Linked DNA regions of Homo sapiens: region 1 is linked to region 2. The links are chromatin loops, found by intact Hi-C in ENCODE. Cell type or tissue: mammary epithelial cell. All regions are shown on one strand. Links, peaks and the distances in the headings refer to the core of each region. The heading gives the core; the rest is flanking DNA. Region 1 overlaps SBF2 (SET binding factor 2). Region 2 overlaps CAND1.11 (a long non-coding RNA gene).

Evidence for each region. A loop is a pair of places that touch in the nucleus more often than their neighbours do. Peaks named below come from ENCODE experiments on the same cell type or tissue, not always from the same donor. Only the 100,000 strongest peaks of a DNase experiment are listed, where the experiment ranks them.
Region 1: it touches region 2 in a loop (19-fold over the local background); 2 of 110 quality-filtered maps call a loop at or near these places.

What each region holds. Positions count from the first base shown.
Region 1 is chr11:10,180,574-10,183,492 of GRCh38, forward strand. All of the region lies in intron 2 of SBF2 (SET binding factor 2), which reads right to left. Among named protein-coding and RNA genes, the nearest start is that of SBF2, 110 kb to the right of the region's middle. In mammary epithelial cell, for the core only: a CTCF peak has its summit at 1,422 (motif pointing right); no DNase peak of the experiment used is centred there.
Region 2 is chr11:10,321,865-10,324,783 of GRCh38, forward strand. The region is part of intron 1 of CAND1.11 (a long non-coding RNA gene); the gene reads left to right. Among named protein-coding and RNA genes, the nearest start is that of CAND1.11, 15 kb to the left of the region's middle. In mammary epithelial cell, for the core only: a CTCF peak has its summit at 1,355 (motif pointing left); a DNase peak (open chromatin) is centred at 1,267; H3K27ac peaks cover 677 bases.

The DNA.
Region 1 (2,919 bases), core at 328-2,827, 140 kb before region 2:
CTGTTCTATAACCTTCTTGTACTTCAATATTAATATCTTTCTCTAGTTTGGGGTAATTTTCTGTTATTATCACTTTGAGTAAACTTTCTACCCCTATCTCTCTCTACCTCCTCTTTAAGGCCAATAACTCTTAGATTTGCCCCATTGGGGCTATTTTCTAGATCTTGTAGGTATGCTTCATTCTTTTTTCTTTGGTGTTCTGCCTGTCTTCAAGCTCACAAATTCTTTCTTCCACTTGATCAATTCTGCTGCTGTTAAGAGACTCTGATGCATTCCTTAGCTTTATTGAAATCTTTCACTTGGTTTTGAATCCAATAGTAAAATCTAACTTTTTCATTAGAACACTGTGGCTGTCATAATCAAAGCTATTCCTAATTTCACAGATATTAGAGGTTTTTCTGGTAAATATGGTCTATCTTTGGAAAAAATAAAAGCTGCCAACTCTCTAAGCACCGAGTACTCATGTCATTACACTCTTCTGATTTTAATGTTAAAATGCTTTTTCTCTAAGTGTCTTTCTAACGCCACTTAAACCATCCTAATTGGAATCTAGGGCTTAGTCTATTAATTTTTTAAGTATCAGAAATAAAGAAAACTTTTTTAAAAATCAGCTTTCTCATATAATACTACTAGCAGAATAGTTTTAGAAAAGCTTTAGCAGAGAATCAAAAGACCAGGGTTTTATTATCATCTCAGCAATTACTAAGTAGCTACATAACACTGAGCAAGCTATGAAATCTGAGATTTCAATTTCTAATTTTTTTAATGAATGAATTTTAGCATTTAAGAAATAAATATAACTTACCTAAAACTGTCACTTTTCTCTTTGGTTTTCTAAATCTTAACTTTATACAAATTTTCCCAATTTTTGAAGTGATTTTTCTAAATTTCTACATGCAGTTCAGATTCTAGATAATTTTTGGCCAGACTTAAAGTATCTTTAAGAGTTAGCCAGAATTAACTGTTTAAAAAAGTACATTTTACTAAGGACTTTTATCTTTATAATTAATCTATGAAATTGTGACTCCCTTTTTAGCTTTCATTACATTTCAAAAGAGGTCAGAAATATTCCCACCATCCTCCTTCCTGGACACATCTCAATTCAATGCAATAGTAAACTATTTCTGAATGTTAAATACAAGTTACATAAAAATTCTCCCAATTAAGAGATATGAGTATAATTCCAAGGCATTTCTTGAAAGTGAGGAAAGTTTAGTGGTGATAATAATTTGCTATAAAAGTAGATACAGCCATATCATTGATAAATTTATATTTGATTAATGAGCTTTTAGTTCTCAAAGACTAAAAAACTTTTCTTCAATAAATACACATATGTGTTTACTTTGTCACCTTAGTAACTCTCACCCTAAAATTTTGTACATTGGTGACTTTTTATAGACACATAAGTACCACTAGAGGCCACCAAATACTTCATCTTATTAAATCAACAGATTTGCAAGTTATTCTGGCTAGCTTAAAGGTACTTTAAATTAAGCTAAGTTACAAGGAGATGACCATACATGGTAATATCCGTAACTGGAAACTCTCAAAGAATTATTCAAAGTCAAGCAAAAAGATGTAAACATATTTCGTACAGTAATTAGGATGTATGGATGTATAGATGTATAATTCGACAAAAAGCTTTATGAGATCAAAATGGGGGGGTAGGTAATATAAAAATTCATTCCTTACGTACCTTTGAAAGTAGACCTAGAGAGATGACCTACAGGAATGACCTAGAGAGATGGTGTTCTCTCAAATTGCTGTTGTCCTTTATAAGCAAATTATGTATTTAAATATACACCTCTCTATATATACATAAATATAAACATACAGATACATAAAATCCTAGAGTTCAGTATTCTTTCTTGCATATCACAAAGTCTTTCACATAATGATTTTAATATCTCAAGTTGGCTACCATTTACAGCAATCAAAACTTCAAGAAAGAAGTCTTATTGTCAAAATCACCTGACTTTTTTTTTGTCTGTTTATTTTAAGACAGGGTCTTACTCTGTCACCCAGGCTGGAATGCAGTGGTGCAATCTCGGCTCACTGCAATCTCTGCCTCCTGGGCTCAAGCGACCCTCCCACCTCAGCCTCCCAAGTATGTGGAACTACAGGCAAGCACCACCATGTCCAGCTAATTTTTCTATGTCTTTTTGTTGTTGTTGTTGTTGTTGTTATTGTTTGTTTGTTGTTTTTTAATTTTTTTTTTTGAGACGGAGTCTTGCTCTGTCGCCAGGCTGGAGTGCAGTGGCGATGTCTCGTCTCACTGCAACCTCCGTGTCCTGGGTTCAAGTGATTCTCCCGCCTCAGCCTCCCGAGTAGCTGGGACTATAGCACGCGCCACCACGCCCAGCTAATTTTTGTATTTTTAGTAGAGACAGGGTTTCACCATGTTGGCCAGGATGGTCTTGATCTCTTGACTTTGTGATCCGCCCGCCTCGGCCTCCCAAAGTGCTGGGATTACAGGCGTGAGCCACTGTGCCTGGCCAGTTTTTCTATGCTTTGTGGAGACAGGGTTTCACCATGTTGCCCAGGGTGATCATCACCCCACATTTTCTAATATACCCAAAATTCTGGCTTGAAGAAGAAAACCTGGCATCTGGCAAAAATAACACCTGAGTAAACTTTGCTCTCCCTTTCTAGGTGAAAGCGCTGCTTAAAGCGTCCCACATCCTCTCATTTCTTCCAGCGTCCTCCTCCTTTCCAATGGTAAATAGTAAAAACTAGAAGGCCCAAGTAGCATCCAAAGATTCTGTAGATCCAAGGGAAACTTCTAAAAAAAATGGGGCTTATTGCTATTGTATTATCCACCTTTTCTGCATGGTTATATACTATTTTTCAAGGTTTTTCAGGAAATCCAGAGAAACTTTAATCAGTCACGGTTTTGACATTCTCTCTAAAAAATCTTGG
Region 2 (2,919 bases), core at 278-2,777:
CATCCTTCCATTTCTACTTTAAATGATAAGAAAGTTTCCTCTTGGATGGAAATTAAACATCTCAGCCTGGGTGAGGCAGCTCAGGCCTGTAATCCCAGCATTTTGGTAGGCTGAGGCAGGAGCCTTGCTTGAGGTCAAGGGTTCAAGACCAGCCTGGGCAACATAAGGAAATCCTCCTTCTCTAATCTAAGGGGAAAAAAAAAAAAGTATCTCAGTCTAAGGTGTGTCTGAGAGAGTTCTGAATCACCATTTTGGGATGGAACAAACTGACCAGTCACTTCTTTTTTTTTTTTGAGACGGAATCTCGCTCTGTCACCCAGGCTGGAGTGCAGTGGCGCAATCTCGGCTCACTGCAAGCTCCGCCTCCCGGGTTCACGCCATTCTCCTGCCTCAGCCTCCTGAGTAGCTGGGACTACAGGCGCCTGCCACCACGCCCAGCTAATTTTTTGTATTTTTAGTAGAGACAGGGTTTCACCATGTTAGCCAGGATGGTCTTGATCTCCTTACCTCGTGATCTGCCTGCCTCGGCCTCCCAAAGTGCTGGGATTACAGGCGTGAGCCACTGCTCCCGGCTGACCAGTCACTTCTTAAAGGCAAAACTGGATTTGCTCTGCAAAACAATTCAGCAAAAACTTGGGTTCCAACTCTGGTGCTACACTGTGACAATGGAAACTTTCCAGCTACAACTTGGAAGTTGGGAGCCAAGCACAATACTAAGTCAAGGAAGGTATTTGAGGCCAAAGCAGACAGTGGTCTTGGCACTGCCTGCTCCTGAGCCCAAGCTGCAGCAGCTGTGGGGTGGTGATGCAGCTTTCAGAGATCTCTAAATCTCTAAGTACACCAGAAACCAGATTTTATTAACTCCCCTTTTCCACTTTTTTTTGCCCCTACATTTCTGCCATGGATTATATCATAATAGATGGTGAAAATGCTGTGAGGTGTATACTCAATTCCTAGGCATTCTTCCACTTAATCATACTCAGTTTTCTTTGAGGGCCTCCACATTGTAAATGAGCAACACCTTGATACTGGGAAAATGAATATGAAACTCAGGGCCACAGCCTCTGTGATCTGGTCATTCTGGGGCAGTCATTTTCCTACTTGGCCTACAGAACCAGGCAGGTCTCTGGCCTGGGGGTGGCGGGTGATGTTGTATTCTCTTGTCAAAGTGCACAGAGCCCACTCTGAGAAGATGCTATACTCTTCACGTTACAAGACGGCAATATGCCCGTTTCTGGGCCAATTGGCTGACTCAGAGATGAGGAGATTATTCCGTGACACTTTGTTTTCATTCCAGTCCAAAGGGCAAAAAAAAAAAAAAAAAATGTAAAACTCTGCTGCCACCTGCTGTTTCTTTAGGAATAAATTCTTGAAACGGTTCTAGGTTGATTGTATATTGGTTATCTTAGCCAAGTGCCTTGGTGGTGAATTTGGGGGATTTTGGAATATAAGTTTATGTAGTTGTGTACCAACTGGACTGTCATTTCCTAGGATGAACTGTTGGACCACATGGGTGGCTTCTCTCTTTCAGTCCATTAAGTCCTGCCTCCCTCATCCCTTGCTGAGACTCAAGGGCAGACTCCTTGATCCCAGACAACTTTCCAAGGGAGTTCACGCAAGGCTCTGACCAGTGAGGCTCCAGAGCAAAACCCAGGAGGCTTATAGGTTTAAGTGTCTTTTCTTTATGGGCCAATGATGTCTGAAAACTGTAGCAGTAGGTAAATTCCCCAAGCACAGACTATTCTCTGCTGGGTGTCAGTGGGTGGTATTGGAAGTGCCTCTCAGAAGTGCTCTTCTCAGCTTGAGGTTCATTTGTGATGAGGTTCATTTGTGGTGTCTCCAGATGTTTTATCTTTGTCTTCCTTGAGGAAACTGAGGCAGATTAAGGAAGACGAGTGTCCAGGAAAGTAAAGGCTAGCTCCATTTGAATCACACCCAGGTGAGAATACTTGAGCTCAGGTTAGATGATGAGAGGGATGAGGAAAACAGTGGCTCCTCGGAGCTCAAATAAAGAGCACTGGAGCATTAATATAGTCATAAGCTTAGATGGGCTTGATAAAGCCCTTAGTCATCTTATTGGAGGCATCCAGAGGACAGAGGCTGCCTTGCCTTGACTATATTAGTGGCTTGTTGCTGCTCCAAATCAGAAAGTGGGATTTTCCTTTTTGCCTTCTTTGGGAAGATCCATTTGTATGTAAATGAGTTCTTTTTGATTGCAGTCATTGTTGTAGCTGAGAATTCTTTCAACCAAGATCTTTTTCTTGGCAGAGATTACTGAGTCTATTAAGTGTGTTTTCATATAATTCTAAGTGACTTTTTAGATGGACACAGAAAGAAGTGTTAAGGAAATGACCCTTGGTCTTTTCTCCTATCAAAGAGAAAAGGCATTTGAGTGGTATCGATAAGCATTGAAGGTAACTGATGGCTTATCACTGTGTCTGGCATTATAGCTGGCACATTTATTGACTGAATGGTCAAACTTATCACCCGTTGTTCTTCCCAGAAGGTTCGTGAGACCTGTTGGGGAGGGACGGGGATAGAAAGGAACAGAAGGAAGAGTCTCAGAGTTAATCAGGTGGAAAGTCTGTAAGTGGAGTGAACCATGGGAGCTAGAATGCTATGGTAGGACCAAAATTAATACTGTATATGTCAAAATAAATGTGTATTACTTATAAAGTATATACAGTTCCTAAAAATTATCAAACAAGGTTATTATGTACAACATTTCTCCCTTCTGTGTCTCATTCCCTAAATATTATGATTGTTAACATATTGCACAAGCTTGACCATGTTTATGCTTCATGTATTTTCTTGTTTATGTCCCCGTTGTTCTCCCTCAGTATTTTGTAAAGGCTTTGGAAAAGTTCCAGCCTATCTCAGCTATGTGAAGAAGAGTTCAGGGAAGGAGTTTGTATAACA